Linked DNA regions of Mus musculus: regions 2 and 3 are each linked to region 1. A link is a loop called in an ENCODE intact Hi-C map of the cell type or tissue named here. Cell type or tissue: heart. All regions are shown on one strand. Region 1 holds the start of Chd2 (chromodomain helicase DNA binding protein 2). Region 2 overlaps Fam174b (family with sequence similarity 174, member B). Region 3 overlaps Gm30149 (a long non-coding RNA gene).

Region 1 (8,000 bases):
AAAACTAATAAGCCTAACCTTTACCCAGCTCCTTAAAGGGGCAGGAAGGGAAAGATGGCTAAGCCTAGGAGAGCACTTGCTACTCTTGCAGAGGATGGTTTGTAGTTCTTAGCATCCACATGGCAGCTCACAATTTTGAGTAACTCCAGTCCCAGGGGATAATGCCCTCTCCTGGCCTCCAGGGCCCCAGGCACAATCACATAGTATACATACATACATACATACATACATGTATACATGTATACAGCCAAACACTATTACACTTAGAAAGGATACATTTTTAAAAACAAACAGCAGTGGAGCCTACTTTCCCCAAACTACAAGAGAATCCACAACCTTTTTAAAAATATAATAGCGGGCTGGTGAGATGGCTCAGTGGGTAAGAGCACCCAACTGCTCTTCCGAAGGTCCAAAGTTCAAATCCCAGCAACCACATGGTGGCTCACAACCACCCGTAATGAGATCTGATGCCTTCTTCTGGTGTGTCTGAATTCAGCTACAGTGTACTTACATATAATAAATAAATAAATAAATAAATAAATAAATCTTAAACATATATATATATAATAGCTAGCCAGGAAGACATACATCTGAAACATCAAACCAAGGTGATCCATCCTTAAGCAAGCCCAGAAATGAAGTGTTCAAACTGCTTCAGAAAACACAGCATCAACGCCACCTTTCTTCCATGCTGGTTATGTATTTCAGAAAGGCCTAATCCTCATGTCATAATTTGAGCTCAAATATTTCCAGCATAGCTTTGCAGAAGTGCCTGGCCCAGTGTCACCTAATCAACTAAGGATTAGGGATCAGAGGTCACAGCATGCACATAAACAAAGGTAACCACAGTGCTAAACTGCTGATTTTAAAAAGGAAAGCAGCCTCAGGGCATTTGATGCTTGGGTCAAATAGTTTTAGTCTGGCTTTTCTTTTTCCCCTTAATAATGTCTTTAAAGTTCCAAAACAAGTAATAGTTGGTACCATTGGAGAGACTGCCTGATCATGCTGGAAAGGATGAGGTAATACACAGCAGCGTGACAATCACTGAAGATAAGCAAGCTACAAGTGGTTTCTATTGGTATGCAAAAGTAACTCTAACTTGGGTGTAGGGCAAGTGTTTAAACAGTTTCTTTGTTCAAGTAATGCTCCTCAAGAAAGCTTTACAACTCAAGAAAGGAGCTCTAAAGTAGTCAGGCAAAGCTAAAGCACTAAAGATCTTCAGTAGTAGCTGCCAAATTTTGAGATGGTATGAATGTGGACCTCAGGTGATCTTAGTAACTATGTGGTGCCAAGTTAGACAGCTGGGCTGAACACCGCAGTAAAGTATGCACAGTTCAAATAAAATTATACATTTAGTCCTCAAACAATTAGCTTGCAAAACATATCAAATATTGTTTGCAAACCTCTATTAACTGCACCTTTGTATCTGAGTTTGGAATCTCAGGTATGGAGGCCCAGTCTGAAACTCTACACAGCTGAGGATGGCCTTGAACTTCTTATTCTCCAGGATCCACATCCCAACCAGATACAAACATTTCAGGTATGTCACAGCCAGTGTGGGAAATTAGGACTCAAACCCAGGGGCTTCATACAGACTATCAAGTTAGCCACCTCTCCCAACCCCCACTGACTTAATCTATAATAGAGCCCAAAAAAACATTACAAAGTACAAGGGTTTTGTTTTGTTTTGCCGGGACTTGTTTTGGTTCTTCAAGACAGGGCTTTTCAATGTCCTGGAACTCCCTCGGTAGACCAGGCTGTCCTCAAACTCAGATATCTGCCTACCTTTGCCTCCTGAGAAGCTGGAACTAAAGTCAAGTGTCACCAAAGCTCACCAAAGTCCAAATTTTATTAGTCAAATCACACACACATTTCTTGGCATATCCTGACGTATTTACGCAGGGTGTTAAAAAAAAAAAAAAGGGTCAAAGGGCAGACCTAAAGTAATATTTTGCTACATTCACTGGCTCCACTTGGAATCAGCTCCTAAATCAGCAGACCAGTGATGATAATACACACAAACCTGTTCAGTGCAGTACCTAGGCTGAAGATATCTTCCATAAAGCTGTTTATTCTCTCTCATAAACACAATGCAATGTTGGCTACAAGCAAACACTAAAACCTAATACTAATATAATTTAATTCTAATACACCAAAATGCAAGATGGAATTACTACCTTCCTTCTAGTGTCAACATACTTTTATTTTTGTTGCTGTTATTTAGTAATCCCTTTAAAATGTATTGAAACCAGGAAATACAGAATCACTTTACAAAACATAGATCTCTAAGGACATTAAGCATTTTGTGCACAATAGCCATGAATAAATTTTTCTGCGTAGTTCTTTTGCGTAACAATCTTAAAATCCCTAATTTACTAAGAATTTCGCCTAAACAACCAAGATTAAGGAAAATCTATAAAATCCATTACAGGGAATTGGTCCTTTCATAAACACCCATAAAAACATTTCTAGGTACATTGAAGCCCATACCATTTTTAAAACTGTCTTCACTGTATAGCCCTGGTTGTCCTGGAGCTGTTTGCAGACCAGACAGACTGGCTTTGAACTCACAGGTCTGCCTCCCTCTGCCACTTACTGCGTGAAAGGTACATGCCACCACACTCTGTTGCCCATATTTAAAGTATAATCTACTGAATTGCTAATGGTGTCTCCTAAGGAATAGTTTAATAGTTCTAAACTATACTGGAATGAAGAATATTTAAGTAAACAAAGAGATGTACTAACACTGCTTTTTCTTCGAGGTCAAATTCATTATTCATGAGTTAATTTGGAGCCATAGTTGGTAAACTATTTTTAAAAATAAATTCTTACAAGGGACCCCAAACAAGGCAGGAAATGAGCAGCCACACAGAAGTTTACCAGAAATGAACTAAAGGGAGACTACAGCCAAGGCATTTCAAGACCTTACCAAGTAATTTCTACTACCAATTAAGGTTGAGTCTTAGCCAGTGCCCCTAACACTTTAGTAGTTTGCGGACACTGAACAGTTTTGTATTGCCTAATGCACTGATACTTGTAGTTATAATATAAGTAAACGTCCCTAGAACATTTCTTTAACTACCCCACTGCGATTCTTACAAACCACTAGAGATACTGACCTGAGTTTTTCTTCCTCAAATGTCAATTGAGAAAATGTTTGATACCAAGTGAAAATGCACGGGGACAAGCTCAAATGTTCTTCCCTTGGTTTATGAGCCATGTATGACAGAGCTTAAACACCCGTTAAGGCCATTGAATTAAAAACATTACACTCACACTGAACTGCTTTCAACCAATGGGAACAAAATGAAACTCACTAATCTCCTTACACAGAACGAGGGACTAAACGGGAGAAAACGCACCGGAACATTAAAAAAAAATTTTTTTTAAGGCGAAACTGTAAATAAAAAGACCTAGCGTACTACTACTTGGAGATTTACGATTACTGTGTCTTTTCTCCAAAAGAGGATAAACATTCCAAGGACGGGCTCGGGAACACACTAGGGTGTGGTGTGGACCACAACACGCCAGGCCTAAAGACAGCAAGGATCCAAATCGGTCCGGAAAGAAGCCGCCCACCGGAAAGTCCCGACCAAAATTCCCTTCCTCTGCCCCGCCCCCGGCGCTAGCCGAGCCCATAGAGGAAGCAGCAGACCGACGCACGAGGCCACGCGTCACCGCGTTCTCCCGCCCACTCCGTCTGACGTCAAGGGGCGGGACCAGCCCGACGGCGCCACCGTTGACCCTGCTGTTACCAGGCGCTCACACAGCCAATCAGCACTCGCCGCAAGCGCCGGCCGGCCTTTGAACTCCGCACAGCAACTTCCTGCTGTTTGGCGAGTACACAGTGCAATGCAGTATGTCTGTCAGCGCTGCGGCACAAAGGAACAGCCATTTTGTGACTGAGCTGGACTTGCACCAAGATGCCAGGGCCTCCGAGAACTGCTGCCTGCGCCAACTACCGAGCTGCCTTTTATTTCATCATCAGAGTACTTATGGGAACGTGGGGAAAAGGATGTTCTGATATTAGGTTTGTTTTCAGCGTTCTTAAAAATTCGATTTTTTAAAAGTATTATTATCAGCGTCATAAAATGGCTGCCACTTAAAACTGCCTGTCCCAGTACACAAACACTGCTCATGCCTTTTCTAATCATCCCTGCCTTACAAGGCTAGCGAAAAACGTTAAGATTTACCCACACCTCTGGATACCAAAATATGGCTCAAAGGCAAGACAATTTTTAGATAGATATTTAATTTTCAATTTAGAAATGCCATGTGCTAGAACATGTGCATTCCTTCCCCCCTGGTTTCCTTCCGTTCCTGGATATAACTTAAGTGTTTGGCATACTTTTTATGTCCATCACTAAGACTACTGTATTTAAAAATTTACAAATATGAACTGTTTAAAATTGCATTCTTAAAAAGTAAAAACTTATCTCCAAAAATCGTGATATACAAAGCACATTAGACTTCTGCATTAACTTTAAAAAATGCAATACACATAATCACTATTTTAAAAGTATAGTGCTTGTTTCAAAAACAGGAAAACTTAAAACTTTTGCTGATCGCAGTCTCTCAAGTGTATTTGATCTGAAAGCAATTCCTTTCAATCCCTGCAGTATCAGGCTGCAAAGGTGGTGGTTTTAGTTGTGTTCCCTAAACACTATTTTTTCAAAAATTAATTCTCTACAGTGTCAACCTACTGGATGACACAGGAACACCTAGCTACACAAGGGCAACATAAATTTCAACTCCGGAGAAATATCATCACACAAAACACAAACATTCTTTAAACTTTACAATCTTTAAAGGAAGTGATGTCATAACTGTATACATGCATTAATAATGTATATAACTTAAGAGTAACAGTAATTTAAAAGTAACTCCATCTTCAACAAGTCTGGAGTATTCTGGACATTCATCAAATATATGATTTAAAGTATACTTGGCAAAAACAGTAAAAACCTGCTTCTTGTTTTGACTAAAGGAATTAAATGCATCACAATGCCCAAGTTATTACCCAAATAATACTAAGTTTATTCAAAGACATCACTTCAAGAGTTAGAGCAGTCTGATCAATGAAACAAAAAACCTTGCATAAGAAAGCCAAAACCCTGGTGAGAATATGCAAATCATATACTCAAGGGGGTAACAAGTCTAACTCTGGGTCTTTCCTGACTGTCAAATGCATTGAAGCTTCCTATGCCTTCACACTGTGGCTTTCCAGAGAATTCGTCTTGCATTAGAAGCTTTCTGTCCTTGACCCAGTAATGACAAAAGCAACTTAAAAGAGATCCAAAATTGTAACTACTCAATTTGTATAGAAATTTGGAAATGTATTTTTTAACGCAAGGCTCAAAATATTTTTAGTAAAGAGTAAACTCATCAATTTGTAAAAAACTATATTCCACACTTCAAAATTTAAAAGCTAATTTAAACAAGAATTTTATGTAAAATTATAAAGTAAAATCAAAATTGGATCATATACCAATCACATTCTTGTTAGCTGCATGATTTTAAAACTATGACATGACAATTCTTAAGAACACATCCAGAAATGCATTCACATTTTTAAATTAACATAAAGATACAGTCATACAACAAAAAATATCTTATATGCTTTATTACTTCAGCCACTGATAAGCTACTTCAAAGAATGAAGGAGAAATCATGATTTAAACAAACAGCACATTAAAAAGCTTCAGAAGAGAAAGCATTACAGGACACTGTCAAAATAAATGGATACATTTAAAGCAGCACCAACTAAAACATAAGGATAAAATAAAATACAATTATTATCAACCAGAAAGAACTGTCTTAATATACACAAACATAAACCTTGTAATATTTTAAGCATAAAAAATACAATTACATTGCCATAGTAACAAACACAAAGCTTAAGTATTAATAGCATTCCAAAATTTTTGTGGTTACAGATTTAATGATCTCAGGAACTATTTATTAAGGTTTTGATAAGTCATAAAAAAAATTTTAATTGTCACGTGTATCAAAAGAAACAATCAAAAATATAAACTGAAAGGCATCAGTCAAGGGGTCCTATTTGTGATTGTGTTTTTAAATGTACATTTTTTCATTCATATAACTTTCTCAAATGTCTATTTACTATAATTTACTACTACCAGGCTGCTCTATGGCCCTCGGTTACAAGTTTGAATATCCCAGATTCTTCAAAGAAAAAAATTTGCCTTGTATGTAAAATGGTGCAATGCAGCAATGGCTAAACAGACAAGGTCATTTTTCTGCAGCATGAAAACCTAAAACCTGAAAATTTACTGACAGAAAAACTACAGTTTCTAGGAAAGGCCCCTCCGGAGAAAAGTACATTACCTTCTGAATGCTGTAAGAGGCCTTAAGTCACAACTCAACTTTCATAAATTGATACCAAAAAATCAGGGTGTGGCATGTTAGCAATCTCAAGGTCACGCTTTAAAAACCAACCCAAGTTAGAAAATTCTTGAAATACAGACAGCAATCCATGTCTGTCAAAGTAAACAAGTGTAAGCTGAGGTTTCCCGAAAAAAAAAAAAAAAGAAAGAAAGAAAGAAAGTTGATAGCTCATACCTCGATGCATTGCTGTGTAGCGAACTGTCCTCCTCTTGGCTTTTGTCCTTATTTCTCATCATCTTTTAATTCTTAAATATTAAGGGGGAGGGGGAATCTGTGTTTGCTTTGAAGTCCTGTGCCCAGGTATTTACTGTCAAAAGTTGAAAGAAAGGTGAGGTCCCAGCTTCTGCGGATGGTTTTATTATCAGGAACAAAGTCCTGACGATGTTAGCGATATTCATGTAATGCAACAACGATAAACACCAGAAAAACAAAATATTTCTATTTTTCCGTTTTAAAATGAGAGGGGGATAAACTGAACGACAGAAGCATCACTATCAATAAGGAAAGTTTCTCAAAAGTAACACACTGGATACAAATAACAATCTCTCTATCTTATTGCGTCATCCAGGAATTTCTCATATTTACAGTAAATAAAGCCAAGTTCAACATTAATTTTTTTAAAATTATCACTGATTATCATGGACTTACCTGATCCATGTAGTAGGTCCAAAGCAAGAGTCCTATCTAGTAGTAGAAAAATATCCGATCCAAAATAATTTTTAAAAACGCAAAATTCTCCGTTAAAAAACAAAAAGTAAATGAAATAATCCTCAAATATGTTGACTTGTCAAAAAATAAAGCAATAATTAATACTAAAACAGGTCCGGAAGGGGAAAAAAAAACCTCATTAGGAGAGCGCACAAAAATGGAGGTGCGCCATGGCTTCTAAGCTGGAAAAAACAACGACCTGGGCTCTCAATACGGCAGCTTCTTCCAACAAGGCACGAAAAGAAAGCTCCTAAAAGCAGCTTTTCTCCCAAAAAAAGGTTCGGATCGACCCCAGTAAGTCACTAGAAGAGGCAGGGGGCTGCGGGGGCCCCCTGAGGCTGCCCGAAAGTTAGGGAAAGTTGCGTAAAGTGAACCGAAGCAGGGAGCAAAGCGCGCTCTCTCTAAGGCACAGCCGCCATCTAGAGCCTCCTTCCCAGCTCTGAGAGCTCTGCCTTTGATTGACACTCTCTACATTTACCCCACAACTCAGGTGATGTACCATAGACCCACCCCTTCATCTCCACCAAAAAAAAAAAAAAAAGAAAGAAAGAAAGAAAAAGAACCAGATTCTCCATCCAAGAGAGCCAGAAGACCCCCAACTCCACACCTCCCTGCCCCTCCAGACCACTCCATCAGAGGGAGGGGGAAGGGCTTCTTAACCCCCTCTGGCTCAAGCACCCTTTTTAAGCCAGAGAGAAATGTAATTTGTTCCTTTTGTCTAAAGATCTGCTAAATATTTCAGTCCTTGAGCTAAAATAACTTCCTCCCTGGACAGGAAGTGGAGTTTTATCAAGCCATTTTGAAATAAAGATAATTTCAAGAGACTCTAAAGCTCAGTTTAAGAACTAATCTTTAAAATAATTAACACCCCACCATGGGTAAAA
Region 2 (8,000 bases), 210 kb after region 1:
AGAAAGAAAGAAAGATAGATTAGGTTAGAGGACAGATTGTTGGAATCAGTTCTCTCCCTTCATCACTTGGTCCTAGGGATGGGTGGCAGGAGCCATATTCACTGAGCCGCCTTATGTGCCTGATGTATTAGTATTTTGCCATCCAGGAAACTGATATAAGAGATCAAATCTGGAGAGCAATGGTGCATGTGAGGGTCCTGGAGGTCCAGCAGGATGGGCACTTCTGGTTTTGCTTCCTAATGCCATTGTGGAAGGGTAGGAGAGAGAGGGGAGGAGGAGGAGGAGGAAGAGGAGGAGGAGGAGGAGGAACAGCAGCAGCAGCAGCAGCACATGTAGAAGTAGAGAAAGGATTTTGCCTACTTGTTTTGACCTTGGGAGATCCTGCTGACCTTGTGTGCAGTCAGGGGAGACCCTCAGAACAGAGACTGCTGTTGTCAGGACCTTCTATGCCAGGGGTTCCCTTACAGGACCTGTCCCTTTGAGCTTTGGGAGTCGGACTTTTCCTCGCTCATGGTGTGGCTGCAGGCCAGGGAAACTTTACACCTTGAAACCACAGCTTCCCACTCTGGCTTGGCTGCTCTCCCAGTTTTACCGAACAGGTGCCGCTTTTTCTCTCCCATCTCTGTTGGCTGTGTGCTCAGCCCCTTCTTATTTCAAAATCTCTGTGAAATCCTCTCATCTGAGAGAATTTGTTTCTGTGCTTCCCCAGGGCTTGGAAAGACAGAAGTCTAGGCCATTTAACACCGGCTGATGTGAGGGCAAGCAACCACCTTGTTCTAGAGACGGTGACACACATGTCACATACCCTGTTTGCTTCCCTAGGGTTTAAAAAGGGGATACCAATTCCTACTTACCTTGAATGTCTCAAACTTTCTATTATTATTATTTACAACAAGGAGAAAAGTTAGATATAAACAGTAGCTCCAGGCCTGGGGTGGCGTGCTTTGGGAGGAGCCATCAAGCTCACTGGCCCACCACCCTGATGGTGGTTGAACTCCAGCCTCAGTTCGAGAACCTGTGCTGAAAACCAAGGTGGAGAGTAACAGGAAGACAACTAGTGCCAACACACACACACACACACACACACACACACACACACACACACACACACACCATATATAATCATCACCATCATGTGACCGCAAACATCCAGGGGCTAAACAACTCTCAGACTTGGTTTCTGGTCGGCTGGTTGGCATTGTGGGCAGTTTTCTGAACCCTACTCGGTATCCATTCCCCATTATTAATTACAGTACATGCTTCTGAGGTCTGGCAGGGTATTTAGAATAACACCGTGCCAAACAGGGCTCTGTTTCCCCTTCAAGCAGCCAAGTGTCCTGTGGCATTGAAAAAGTATGATTCTGAAGACAGAGGTAGTATCTATTCAACCTTTCCTTTTAGTTTCTGCTTGTGAGTGGGGCAGCCATGTGGTCAAAATAATCAGGCGGGGGGCATGCACCTCTAAGCAGTCCTTTTGATGACTCAGCTCCCAGCAAAGGAGGCGTCTTGTGACTGCCCTTATGAATAGGCCTTTTAGGCCTGGGCACCTGCTACTGGTTCTTTCTAGCAAGTTGAAAAGGGAAGAACAAATCCCTCTTTAATTTAACCCTGAGCCCTTGGCTTACATGGCGTTCCTAGACTCCCAGACACACATATTCTTGCTCAGTGTAGGTTCTCGTGATACCAGACTTGTATAAGGCTAAGGGGGATGAGGCAGGGTGGGGTGGGTGTGTCCCACCAGAAAGGAAACCCTCCTGGATTTGAGCTGAAGCTTCCCGAGTTGTGTGTGTAGTTTCGGGTGCATGCTTGGGTCTAAAGATTTGCAAGGGGAACATTCTAGGAGCAGGCATTTGAAATCGCGTTCTTAAGGTATCACTTAATAAAAAGCTCCAATAATGTCTCCTAATCTGAGAGCGATCTGCCGGGAATCCAGGCTTCATGTTTATTTTCTGGGGCTGCAGGGAGAAGGAAGCCCATTCTGGGTAGGCAAGGCTTAGACGAGAGCCTTGACACAGAGAACTCTGGTAGGATTCTCCCAGATCTGGGAAGCCTTGGGCTCTGTAACCTCTCAGGTGTGAGCTTTTCTCACATCCAGGGCTCTGTTGGCCTTCCTCCCCTTTCTGCATTGTCTAGATGAAACCGAGGCCCCGTAGCTGGGAGGGATGTAACCCCAGGTGCTTGTATGCTCAGCTGGGCCCTTTCTGGGCCTCCAGCAATGTGGCAGGCTGTACTTTGGCCTTGTCAAGTGGGTCTCCCAAGCACTCAGCCCAGTAGCTAGGAGAGAGTCTGGCTGAAGAGATAGCACATTCTTCCTAGTGTGTTTCAGGGGTGCCTCTGTGAACACAGGTGCTGTGCTGAACAGGGAGCACCCCAGAGGCCCAGGAACATCAGTGTAGAAGGGAGGATTACCCCCTTCATTGATCATTTGGTGGGAAGGAAGCCACGCATTTCAACAGGGGAGCCGTAAACCACAAGTGGCTTTGGCTGGAGATAGAGTGGCCTGGGAAGGCATTGTAGAAGAGGAGGGTGATTGTGGCTTAGCTGTGGAGGAGGGAAAGGGCTTCGTCCAGGGTTGGAAAGGCAAAGCAAGTATAATAGTTAGTTCTAACTGTCAGCACACTTTCGAATCACCAGGGAAGAGAGTCTCGAGTCATTGTCTAGGTCAGATTGGCCTCACGGCAGGTCTGTAAGGGGTTGTCTTGACTACATTAGCTGATGTGGGAACCTAGCCTGTGGTGGGTCCTGGGCTATTTCAAGGTTGAAAAGGTGAGCTGGGTTGTAGACTTAAGTGTATTCCTTCGGTCTCTGCTCTTGACATGGGTGTGAGTAGATGCTTCAGGTCCTTGCCTGGCCTTTCCCAAGTCAGTGATGGATTGTAACCTGGACTGTAACCTGGACTGAAATAAGCCTTGCTCTCTGAATACCTCATTTTGTACAAAGTTCTGTGCTGAACAGTTTATGTTACCTGTTCCAGTGAGGGACGCTTTATTGAGGTTCCCAACTCTGACTTGGGATGAAATAGAAGTGAATGTTGTGAATCCTGTGAGCAGCTGGGCATTGGGCCTGGAACTCAGGGCGTTTCTCCCTCTGAGAGGACTTGAGTTCTTGAAGTGTTGGAGAGCTAGGACTGTCACGTCTCTGACCATGGCAATGGTGTGTGGATGCTGACAGGGTCAATCACTGTGTATCCTACAGCATGGTGACTCCAGTCTCTCAGCCTCCTGTGGGCCACCAACTGTCACTTGCCAGTGTTCTCCAAACACAGTGAACTCTATAGGTTATTTTCTTTTTCTCTCTGCTTGTCTCCCCAGCCCCCAGCCTCCTATACAAACAAAACAGACTCAGCCCTTTGCAAACACACCTGGTAGCTGGCAGAACAGGACCAGGAGCCTTGGTTGTGGCAGCGTTCCACATGTCAGACCCAGGGTGTGCTCTATTTGTCTTGGAGAACAAGAGACATCCTTGAGACTATGGGTGACAGGTTATTGGGCAGTTGGACGGATAGCTCCTAGATCTGTAGTTCAGCTCTTAATGGGTTGTCTGGATTGTGTTGTCTCTCCCTGTGCCTTCTGTCCTGGATGCCTGTGTTGGGGTTTATCTATAGTTGGTATTATTTTTGCCTATCCCAAGGGAGTGGAGACAAAGGGCAGATTGGTTTGTTGACCATGGCAGAATTGCCATGGAATTGGGAGAAGGAGGGGATCCTGGTTGAAGTAAATATCATTACATCTGTCAGGGTTCATAGGCTTTTAGTAGAACGATTAAATATCACTGTTGGCCATATAAACCACAGCTAAGGAACTGAGACAAACTATGCCAACCGAAGGCCTGGGAATTGGAAATTTAGACCACAGACAGTTTGATCTGGTACTGATTTTGAAAACTGGGGGATTTGAGGACACTTAATATAAAGCTTTGGGGGCCCCTCAGGTGAGGATACTTGGTGGTACAGTGTCCATGGGCCTCAGCCTAGGAAGGGACAGGAGCTGGCTGCTGCTGCCCCCTTTAGGCTGAGCACAACACTGCTCTTATTATTTTATACATTTATGTGTTTGTTGTGTGGATGCACAAATGTGTGTACTGTTTTTACACTTATTTATTGTTGTGTTTGTTTGCACATGTATGTGAGCATGTGCCGAAGTGTTATGTGTTGGAAACTTGTGGGAGTTGTAAATCACCTTACATTATGTGGGTCCCAGAGATCAAACTCAAATAAACAGGCACTTGAGCAAGTACCTTTACAACACCTCCAGTTGCCACCGCTCTTCTTGTCTCTGATTTGAAGGCAGCCCATGCTCACCATTTGTCATTATGTTTGTCCCACATTTCCATCACACCATTTCCACCTCAAGGTTTCCCTGTATGTACAGGGCACTGTAGTGTTTGGGTTGTTGACCTGCTGCTTTGAGTCACTGGGCTGGGTCAGTGCGGCTGCACTGAGGCAGCAACAAGAAGAGAGATAGCACAGTGACTGGGTGAGGAGTGGGGTCAGGGAAGACTCTCAACATGGCACTCGGGAGGCTCAGTCAGAGTGTCTGAGGCAGAGCCCAAGTTGCCAGAGGTTGTCCTAAAGCTATTGCCGTGGTAATGAGACACACCCATGTTCCACCTGACTGCATTTAGTTGACGTTGCCCATCTGCAGTGGAGGAAGGTGAGATTCAAATCATACTGACTCATGGAGACACCTGACAGGGTGCTTCAGGATGGAGCTCAGTGGGCCGTGCTCATGGCAGGTTGCTGGGGAACGAGGCATTGGGAACAGGTGACGCTGGCTTTTCTGTCGAGATCCCAGCTAAGGTTGGACTCAGGCACTTCTGCACAGGATATGACAGAGGCCAGAACTGGAAAGAAGGTTCTGGGTTGTGTTCTACCATTCTTTACGTTTAATTGCTTTTCTGGGGAACTTAGTTATCTCTCATGTTGAGCAGAAGGTGCAGAACAGAGCTCAGAGGTCAAAGATCAGATATGTCCTCTGAATCCTGGACACAACCTCCAGGCATCAAGACTCACCCTCAGGGTGCACACCCATCGATGCTCAGCAGCTGCCTTCTTGGTCGCTCCAGTTCCCACATTCTGTTTTCATTTTCTTTGCTGTGTGTTCCTGGTGACAGAGGTGCCACCATACTTCGCCTCAAGCGGCAGCAGGGCTGTGAGGGCTTATGGATGAGATTGCTGAGGTGCACAGATGTTGAATTGTTGATTGTGAGTCCTCAAGTCACCAGGTCAGGGGAACACAGCCACTTGGATGAGGCAGCCCCTGGGTGGCCTCCAGGGGAGGCAGCCTGCTCCATTTCAAATTTAATGATCTGCTTTGAACTTTTAAAAGCACAGACCTTGGTCTGGGGATGTATGTAGCACAGTTGGTAGAGTGCTTGCTTACCATTCTCGACAATTGGTTCATGACATTGGGCAAGGTTGCCCATGCCTGTCATCTCAACCCTCAGGACATGGAAACAGGAGGCAGACATTCAGGGTCATCCTTGGCTATAGAGCAAGTTGGAGACCAGCCTGAGCCTCTGTCTCAAAATGACAGCAAAATCCAATGTTTATTCATGTGGTTCAACATGCACAAGGACCAGGAGGAGATACTAAACAAAATTCACATGTGTCCTCAGCTGTCTCCTTCAGTAGATGCTGTCGGTTTCTTGGGAATATTTTCAGAGAGATTATATAGAGACATTAATGTAATAATCATAGACACTTATCTCCACCGAGGCTTATCTCACATGCTACACAGTTCACCTCTTTAGAGCATCCAGCACCGTTTTTGTAGGTTATTCATAGAGTTATACATCCATCACAAAGATCAATTTTAGAACGTGGTCATCACTGCAGGCTGAAACCCATATCCATTATGGCTCACTCTCCGTATGGCTTTCCCTGGCACTAGGTGACCACTAATTGACTTCTGTATCATGTGGCTGGAATCATACAACATGTTGGCTGTTTTACTTAGCATTTTCTCAGGGTTTATCTGTTTTGTAGCATGAAACACTGCTTCATTTCTACCCCTCCCACCAAATAGTAGCATCCTGTTTTCATTAATGTATATCTATATTTTTCCAAGATGGATCTTCGTTCAGAATTTATGGGTATGTGTGGGTGTCTATGTAGGGATATTTTCATGTGAGTGTCAAGATCAGAGGATTTGTGTTCCCCGGACAGCTGGAGTGACAGTGGGTTTTAAGCTGCTAGGTGTGGGTGCTGGGAACCAAACTTGGGTCTTCTTTGAGAGTCATAGTTGTATTTAACTGTTGAGCCGCCTCTCTAGCTTTGTCAATCACCTTTCCTATATCCATATGTGGTGTTTGAATGAGAATGCCCCCATAGGCTCATACATTTGAATGCCTTGTCCCAAGTTGACAGAACTGTTTGGGAAGGATTGGGATGTGTGACCTTGTTGGCAGAGATGTGTCATGGCAATAGGCCTTGAGGGTTCAGAAGTCCACATCATTCCCAGTTAGCTCTCTCTCTGCCTCCTGCTTGTGTATCAGGATGTAAGCTTTCAAGCTACTGTTGTAGTACCGTGGCTGTCTGCCTCCTGCCATGCTTCCTGCCTAGATGGCCACGGACTCACCTTCTGAAGCTGTCAGCCCCCAATAACCTTTTTCTTCTCTAAGTTGCTTTGGCTATGGTGCCTTATCACAGCAGTAGGAAAGTAACAGGGAAACTGTCTTCTCAGTTGGTAAAGATTTGAGTCATTTCTGCTCTTTGGCTGTTATGATCAGTGCTGCATTGAACATTTGCATGTAAGTGTTTGCATGGATGTGGGGTTGACTTGGCTTTGGTTCCAGCACTAAGAGTAGCCTGCCTGGCTGTTTGCTAACTTCTGTGCTTAACTTTTAAAAAAGCTGATGACTGTTTAGCAAGCCATCATACTATTCTGTGACTCACTAGACGCATATGAGGGTCCTAGATTCTTCATATCCTTGCCAACGTTAGCTACTGTCTGTCCTAGAGCAGTGGGTCTCAACCTTCCTAATGTTGTGACCCTTTAATACAGTTCATCACGTTGTGGTGACCCTCAACCATAAAATTATTTCACTTGTACTTCATAACTGTGATTTACTACTGTTATGGATTGTAATATAATATCTACTCATATCTCATATATGACCTCCTTTGGGGGTTGCGACCCACGGTTGAGAACCAGTGTGACTGTAGGGAGCATAAAGTAGCTTATTGCAGTTCAGTTTGCATTGCATCGATTGGTAATGGTGTGACCTTCCTTGGATGCACTGATCGGTCACTTGCGTGTTAGCTTTAGAGAAATGTTAAGACCTTTTGCCTAGGGACTGGGGCAGATGGCTCAGTGGGTAAGAGCATTTGCTGCTAAAGCATGAGGACCTGAATTTGAACCCTCAGCACCTGTGTAAAAAGCCAAGTGTGGTCAATTGAACATACAACTCCAGTGCTGTGCACTGTGTGTGAGGGTCGAGGAGAGGAGACAGGAGGATGTTTGGGCTTGTTGGCTGCAAGCCTCGTTTCAGGTTTAGTGAGAGACCCTGTCTTGAGGAATTAGGTGGACAATGAGAGGCCTCTTCTACACTCTGCACATGCGCATGGGTGCATGCACTGTAACACACCCATGTATATATCACCCATCCACTCAAACATACTGTGCTGGTAGTTTATGTTCAGTTGACATAAGCTAGAGTCACCTGGGGAGAAGGGACCTCAATTGAGGAATTGCCTCCATTAGATTGGCTTATGACCAAGCCTATAGGACATTTTTTTTTAAATTAATGATTGATGTGAGAGGATCCAGCCCCTTCTGGGGGAGGGGTGCTATCCCTGGGAAGGTGGTCCCAAGTTGTAGAACTAAGCAAGCTGTGTTAGTCATAGAGAGAAAGTCAGTAAACAGCATTTCTCTTGGTTCCTGCCTAGGCCCTTGCCTGGGCATGTGCCCTGACCAGCCTCAGCAAGGGACTGTGATCAGGACAGAAAGTCAAGTCAGTCTAGTCCTCTGTAAGTTGCTTTTGATCAGTGTTTTATCAGA
Region 3 (8,000 bases), 58 kb after region 1:
AATCTGTGGTGGTCTGAATATGAAGGACAGCTCCCTCCACCACCACCACCACCACCACCACCACCCGCCCAATAGCCCAATAGGCTCATATGTTTGAATGCTCTGCTCTTAGTTGGTGGAATTACTTGGAAAGGATTAGGAGGCATGGCCTTATTAGAGGAGATATGGCACTTCGGGTAGGCTTTGAGCTTTCAAAAGCCCATGCCCTTCCCATTTCGCTGTTTCTGGGTCGGATGTAAGGCCTCTGCTACTACTACCATGCCTGCCTGTTTCCTGCAGTGCTCCCTGCCATTCCGGACATAGACTCTAGCTCTCTAGAACCATTAGGCCCTAATTAAATGCTTCCTTTTACAAGATGCCTTGGTCATGATGTTTTATTATGGCAATTACAGTTTATTTTAAACCAAAGAAAGTGAGGCATACGCTCTCTATTAAAAGCAAAGAAAAGGTAGTTTTAGGAGTTAGAACTATGAACCGTGGTAGATAGGAAGGCTCCTAAGCTGAGAAATAATTCCTATTTTATTATTAATTCTTTTTTTGTGTGGGGAGGTTATTTGGGGAGTTGGGGAAGGGGAAATATGATATATATATATATTACACTTACATATATTACCCATATATGTGTATATAGAAACACAGATATAATATGTGTGTGCTTTGCCTGCATGTGTGTCTGTGTATCATGTGTGTGCAGTGCACACAGAGGCCAGAAACAATGCCGGAATCAGCTGGAAATGGGGTTACAGATGGTTGTGAGTTGCTATGTGGTTGCTGGGAATTGAACCAGGGCCTTCTGGGAAAGCAGCCAGTGCTGAGCCACTTCCCAGCTCTGAAAATAAAATAAAATAAAATAAAATAAAATAAAATAAAATAAAATAAAATAAAATAAAATGCAACTAGAGGGAAGTGTACAGGAGCACGTGCTTATAGCATGAGGTGGGGCTGAAGTCGGCTGAGCCCAAAGGGGACAATGGAGAGAGTGAAACGAGAAGGAGCTAGGAGACCAAGAAAAGCACAGCAACAGAAAATGACAAACCCCTGGAGCTTAAAAAAAAAAAAAAAAAGTCAATGAAAGTGATGAACTTCATTTTTTTGGTTTTGGTTTTGGTTTGTTTTGTTTTCCAAACAGGGTTTCTCGGTGTAGCCTTGGCTGTCCTGGAACTCACTCTGTGTAAACCAGGCTGGCCTCGAACTCTGAAATCCTTCTGCTCTGTTTGTGTCTGTCCTGAGTGCTGGGACATCACAATACAATAAACGTCTTTAAAAAAAAAAAAAAAAAGACAAGAAAAAAAAAGAGACAAGAAAAAAAAAAAAAAAAGAGGCGGGCAGCGGTGCCACACGCCTTTAATCCCAGCACTTGGGAGGCAGAGGCAGGCAGATTTCTGAGTTCGAGGCCAGCCTGGTCTACAAAGTGAGTTCCAGGACAGCCAGGGCTACACAGAGAAACCCTGTCTCGAAAAATCAAAAAAAGAAAAGAAGAGAAGAGAAGAGAAAAGAAAAGAAAAAGGAAAAAGAAAGAAAGAAGAAAAAAAAGAAAAACAACATTGGGGGCTGGGGGGGGGGGCGGCGCTGGTTCTGACAGCACACGACCTTAATCTTGTGCCTTGGAAGCAAGGCGTATCATTGTGAGTTTGACGCCAGCTTTGTCTACAGAGTGGTCCAGGTCAGCCAGAGCTGCATAGACACCCTGTCACAGAAAAATAAAACTAATTTTCTTCAATCTTGTCAAAAAGCCTATCGACTGTTTAACCCCGAGAATCCATAAGGTGAGAGGACAGCGCATATGACCTGCATGCACATGCGCAGAAACACAACATTCATACAGACACACAACATTCATACATACAGACACAAACGCATATACATACATATACACACCCAAATACAAACCACAGGCGCGCGCGCGCGCGCACACACACACACACACTGAAAAGTAAAATAAAAAGATACAAAATATAGGCCTACAATGGTCTCCAAGAGTAAGAAAACCTTGGACCACCCCACCCCAGCCCTACCCACCTTAGAGAAGAAGAGAGGACCCCAGCTGCTGTTGTCCCTAACTCAACCCCTCACACAATTTCCCCACACAATTTTCATCTCAGACTACCCCACCCCCACCCCGCCGCTGCTGGAAGTAGGGGACTACTTTAAGGAGCCTCTCTTAAATATCATCTATAAAGTTCACTGCACCTGGGGGGTGGGGTGGGGGGCTAACTTTGAATACAGCAGATTGCTCTCTATAATGTGGGTGGGTCTCATCCAAATTGTCAAAGAATTTTTTCTCATTCCCCGCACAGACCCTGAACCCCAGGGAAGAGGGAAGTTTTGAAATTCAGCTGTGGCCTTCTGATCTGAACTTGACTCCCCGCCCACCCCCCCACCCCCCCACCCCCCCCACCCCCGGTCTCCAGCGTGTTAGTTTACCCCCACAGTTTTGCATTTCTTGGACAATTTCTTGAAAACCAATCTCTGTAAAAATTTGAGCATTCTTTTGTTTTTCTGGAGATCCATTACTGGTCTAACCCTAGTTTACTAGTATGACCCAAACAACGAGATTCTAGAAGTTGAGATTCTAGAAGTTCCTGCTTTACATCTTAATCATAGTATCTCCAGAGACAGCATGTGCTAGCTGCCTGGAAAACCCTTCTGCAGGGTGGCCGACATCAGCCTAAGCCGTTAACCTCTAGGGAGTCATCTGTCAAAAAAGCTGCGCTCAACAGCGCAGAAATAAGCCTTTCAATTAGCGGAAAACGCCAGTCGGCTCAAGTGACAAGGGACTCTATCAGCTGATAAAACTTAATTATGCTTCTAACTACATAAATTAGTTCAAGTAAATACGTTCGAAAATACTCGATTTCCATCTTGAACCTAAAGAGGATTAATTGCAAGAAAGAAAAATTACTAGTGAGTTAAGAAAAAAAATAATTTCTTCACTGGGTCTCCCACAAAGATTAGTGCTTTGAGCGGTTATTTCATTTGCCAGTTCTGCAGGAAAATTACTATTTCCTTAATCAACACATCAGAAATTTCTGCACTTCCAGAATAAGAGGAAGAAAATCTACTGGGATTGGGGGGCGGGGAGGGGGCGGGAAATGGCCTAAGTCTCCCCAATATTCCCTACCATGGACACAAAAACACTAGGGGCTTAAGCGTTTCCCCAGCTGCGCTCAACTAAATATATCTTGGGCGGTGTTTTCATTTCTTCACTCCTCTCTTGAGCCAATCGGAAGACTAATAGCTCGGAGCCCCCTGGGAGGGCATGCGGACGTACCGCCTGCTTACAGGGCTCCTCCTGCTCTGACCAGGACGTCTGCAGGCTGGAAGCCCAGGCTGCGTGCGCACTGCGGCTCTGCCGAGTAGGGGCCTGCAGGGGTTAAAGTGGCTGCAGAGCTCATTCGTACGCCACCTGGGCCTCGGCATCAGTGACTCATTGTTTCCGCAGAGCCGGCCCAACTCTGCGTTATGGTGTCTGTAACCCAGGCAAAAGGGGGGGGGGTGTTCCTCCTTTCTACATAACGTTTTCTAAAGCTTAGTATAAAAGCAAAGAGGTAGAGTCTTTCTTCCGCGGCAACTGTAGCCAAGGTTATTTGCTCCCTTTGAGTTGAACAGTAGGGTACAAAGGTTTAAATCTACTGTCTACAAATGAAAAGGGCCAGAAGCCAGTGTTCCCTTAGTTGATGGCTGGGATGTGATTATAGAAAAGGAAGCAAGCATAGTGGATTTTAGTGACATTACCTACAATTCGTATAAATAAACAAGTTGGCCAATAAATTTGCTATGTCTAAATATAAGATCTGTACCAAATATGGATTTTCTTCATCTCCATTTCTTTGATTTGTGTGTGTGTGTGTGTGTGTGTGTGTGTGTGTGTGCCCCACGGTGTCCTTATAGAGATCAGAGGACAGCTTTTGGAAGTCAAGTTTCTCCGTCTACCTTGTGAGTTTCAGAAATAGAAACCAGATGGTCCAGCCTGTCTGCAGGGACCTACTCCTGCCCGTCCATCTCGGAGGCTCTGCGTTCCTGGTTTTGACGGAGCATGTTGTCACTAACCTCCAAAGCCAACCTTCCTTGCTCCGGCCTAGTTTCATGCTATTTGGGACAAGAGAGACGCAGGAGCTCAGGGAATGGAGTATCTTCGCCTGGCTAAGCACACCTCAGCTCCAAAGGTTTCTGGCACAACTTTGAAGACATTTTGCTATCTTTCTGTAGACTCTGCAGAGATACTGCCTCTACAGAGCAGAGTAATGTGTACATTCTCAAATCTTCTTATTTGGCCTCATTCTATTTATCTGCATTTTCAGTGTTTAAAAATAAAATGAGGAAGAGGAGGGAGAAGAGGAGGAAGAAGAGAAGGAGGGGACAGGGCATGCAGCTCAGGGGTAGAGCACTTGCCTAATATTTACAAGACTGGATTCTACCTCAATACTGGTAACACAGCAAACAGATGAAAAATATTCAAATGGAAAAGAGAAATAAATTCAGGGTGGTGGGGATGAGGTTCAATTAGGAGAGTGCTTTCTTAGTACACAAGAAGCCCTGGGTGGGATTCCCCCAGCACCTCTTACAGGAAGGACCTAGGGCATGACTGCAGTCTTAGCATGTGTGAAGTAGGAGCAGGAGGATTCAGGCTAAGGTCAGCCTCTGCTACAAAGGGAAGTCCAGGCCAGCCTCAAAGGACAAGAAGAAAACAAATGAGAAGAGAGAAGGAGGAGTAAGAGGAGGAGAAGGGAAGAAGGAGGGGAGGAAGGACAGGGGAAGGAAGAGGAGGAACGGGGAGAAAGGGAAGGAAGACAGGACGAGTCCTGTGTAGATCTGGGTGGTAGATTCTAAGTCAAACCCTAAGACCAGGATGCCACCAGGCACTCTCTTCATGAAGTAACAACCTCGAATGAATTCCAAAACACTCTGACTCTTAATAAAAACCAAAGACAGAAGAGACTGGAAAAGAAAGGGTGGACATAGGGCAGGGAGATTAAGTATGGAGCCCAATAAAATCCCAGGAGATGCCATTGTTACCGTGTGAGTGAGCTGCTGCAGCCACTTTATTCCCACAGTAACAGGAGATTTGTCCCGCCTTGGCTAGTTTCCTGTGACATGTCTACTCTATCCTGTGAATGGGGACTCATTTTGGGTCTGAATCAGAAAGAATCGAAATAAAAGAGATTATGTCTTTCAGATCCATGCTATCATTCAGCAATGTGGGTGTTTTCCTTTGCTTGCCAGAATCCTTAAAGGCAGGTATCAAAATATTTGCTTCACCTTTTCTGGAAACTTAATGAAGGTTCTACTTGTTTTTGTAGGCAGGGCACTATTATTGCAGCATGCCTGCAGAAACGGTGCCAGTTTAAATACCCAGGTGTCTCACATCTAACCAGATGTAGGAGTGGTTCTCTGAGCCTTTTTATATTACAGACAGGAAATCTGTGTGAAAAGAGCCTCATCAACTAGTAACAGGTTTGTGGTGTTTGTAGCAACGACACAACTGTTAGGTCCAAAGGGAACCCCCAAACTATCCAAAATGGCAGTGCCACTGACTGTGTCCCAGAATGGCACTGGGCTCATCTCAGGCTGAATTCTGACAGGGTAAACAGAAGGATTGCTGGAAGGGATAGAAGCGCCTCCATTCAGCATTCCTCAGGAACCTGTGAAACACGTTTCCATCTGTCAGGAAGAGTTAAATGCTTCTTATCTCTCCCTGAAGGCTTCCATGCAAATGGTTCTCCATTAGCATATACATGTAATAGGCACGAAAGCAACACAGGACCTCCAGGCTCCTTAGGGCCATATCAACACTAATAGCGTACACCTGCGATGGATATGAAAGCCACCAGGCTCTTTTGACCTGTACACTTTCTCCTCCCCTCTACCATAAACTTCTGCTTGCTCCAGATTCCAAGCCCTCCCTACACACCTTTCTCTTTAAAAACAGCAAATCCTGCCCACCCTCCAACCCCTAACGGAGAGCCTTGGCAGCTTTCGACTCTCTAAAATGTCTATGGCTAGTCTCTATTGCCTGGAGAGATGGCCACATGGGAGATTCACATTTACAATAACCTGCCTGAGAGTGATCCAGTTCAGTGGTTACACTGTGCCCCACTTACAATAACCAAGCAAGGTGGTTAATCTATCAGAGGTCTGTGTCGAGCCAAACAGGATGAACACAGCCCTACCACATATAGCTGAGGAAGATGGTCCCACGCATACTAAAATTAAATTTCTGAGGCAGCTGCTAAAGTTCATAGAGGTGCCTTATTTCCATTTCCTGGTCAGTATATCCTAAATGAGGGGACAGTGCCGAATTGTCACCCTCAGCAGCCTGAGAACTTCTAATCTTTTAGAGACTTCAACTCAGGCCAAGCCAGGATTCCTATACCAGAAAAAAATTTCAGACATAACTGGCTTGAAGCAGGGTTGGAAATTATATTAAATGTTTTTCAACATAGGCTTGAAGTGTTCAAAAAGACAAGTGCCCAGGAAGAAACATGTACTGGGTGTATGCTACCCAGGAGAGAGTGATGGCTTATTGTCCCAGCCTTATGTATCATTTTGGTGGCTCTTAGGTTACATTTCAAAAGTTTGCCAAGAAACTGTTCTTTTTCCTTCTCTTTCTTCCCCTCCCCTCACTCTGAGAATATAGGGTGGTCCCAAAGATGTCTTAGAGGAGATTATGATCCAAAAAAGCAAAAATTGGAAGCCACTAAGATTGCCCAAGGGAGATCCAGTGTGGTGACAAACACCTTCAAAACCAGCACTTGAGAGGCAGAGGCAGGGGGATCTCTGATTTCAAAGCCAGCCTGGCCTACACAGTGAGTTCCAGGACAGCCAGGGCTATAAAGAGAAACCCTGTCTCAAAAAACAAAGCAAAGCAAAACAAAACAAAACAAAACAAAACAAAACAAAACAAAACAAAAACAAAAAAGAAGAAGAAAGAAAAGGAAAGGAAAGGAAAGGAAAGGAAAGGAAAGGAAAGGAAAGGAAAGAGAAAGAAAGAAAGAAAGAAAATCCTGGCTATGGTGGTACATGCCTTTAATCCCAGCACTTGGGAGGCAGAAGCAGGTGGATTTCAAGGCCAGCCTGGTCTACAAAGTGAGTTCCAGGACAGCCAGGGCTATACAGAGAAAACCTGTCTCAAAAAAAGAAGAAGAAGAAGAAGAAGAAGAAGAAGAAGAAGAAGAAGAAGAAGAAGAAGGAGAAGAAGAAGAAGAAGAAGAAGAAAGGAAAGAAATATACTGGGAAAGTGAAGGTAACATGATTGATCAGGGGACAGGAATCCTTATCAAGGTATCTAGTTGAAGCCACTTGCCAGCAGAAAAGCAAGAATTCCAGAAAAGTTAGCAACTTCTTAGCCCCTTCTCCCTGCCCAACCATAAACCTATTTGTTCTACAGATCTCACGAGAAAAACTGTTATAAGGACAGGACATGTTCTAAGGCCTTCCAGCCACTCTACTAGCTTCTGGTTTGACTTTATCTGTGTAATTCCATCTGAGGCACCTCGACAGCTACCCTATAAAGTCGCTTATCAAAGGAAAGATGGAAGGCTGGAGAGGTGGCTCAGCAGTTAAGAGCACTGACTATATATCTCCAGAAGACTCAAACTCAATACCCAGCACGCACACGGGAGCTTACAACAACTGTCTGTAACTCCAGTTCTAAGGGATCCTACACCCTCCCAAGGACATATATACAGGCAAACACACCAATGAGCGTAAAATAAAAATAAATAAGTCATTTTTAAAAAGAAGGAAAGAAAGACAGGTCCAGAGAGAGGAAGGAGTTGGTGGTTCAGAGCACTTGCTTTTCTTGCAGAGGACCCTGGCTCAGTTCCAGCGCGCACAGGGCAGCTCGAAACCACCCACAACCCCAGCTACAGATCCAGGGTTCCAGTGCCTTTTCTGTCTCCCTTAGGTACCTGTAGGAGACCAGACTGTGGGAAACCAGACCTTCAACAGCTCCCACCCTGAGAATCAATTGACCCTTTGTTGGGAGCCAAGCCACCCCT

The links. Peaks named below come from ENCODE experiments on the same cell type or tissue, not always from the same donor. Only the 100,000 strongest peaks of a DNase experiment are listed, where the experiment ranks them.
Region 2: it touches region 1 in a loop (2.1-fold over the local background); 3 of 42 quality-filtered maps call a loop at or near these places.
Region 3: a loop joins it to region 1, with 4 times the contacts of the local background. A loop is called at or near these places in 6 of 42 quality-filtered maps.

The regions. Positions count from the first base shown.
Region 1 is chr7:73,534,190-73,542,189 of GRCm38, forward strand. Chd2 (chromodomain helicase DNA binding protein 2) reads right to left here and starts at 7,557. Exons shown (of 39, transcript NM_001081345.2): 1 at 7,057-7,557; 2 at 6,583-6,715. The coding sequence starts at 6,644. Chaserr (CHD2 adjacent suppressive regulatory RNA) reads right to left here. Exons shown (of 5, transcript NR_037569.1): 5 at 5,609-8,000. In heart, a CTCF peak has its summit at 4,717; DNase peaks (open chromatin) are centred at 3,692 and 7,522; H3K4me3 peaks cover 5,590 bases; H3K27ac peaks cover 6,910 bases.
Region 2 is chr7:73,745,538-73,753,537 of GRCm38, forward strand. The region is part of intron 1 of Fam174b (family with sequence similarity 174, member B); the gene reads left to right. Among named protein-coding and RNA genes, the nearest start is that of Fam174b, 9.2 kb to the left of the region's middle. In heart, a CTCF peak has its summit at 4,006 (motif pointing left); no DNase peak of the experiment used is centred here.
Region 3 is chr7:73,592,015-73,600,014 of GRCm38, forward strand. All of the region lies in intron 2 of Gm30149 (a long non-coding RNA gene), which reads right to left. Among named protein-coding and RNA genes, the nearest start is that of Gm39036, 6.7 kb to the right of the region's middle. In heart, a CTCF peak has its summit at 3,351; DNase peaks (open chromatin) are centred at 2,697, 3,317, 4,007 and 4,577; H3K4me3 peaks cover 2,641 bases; H3K27ac peaks cover 4,690 bases.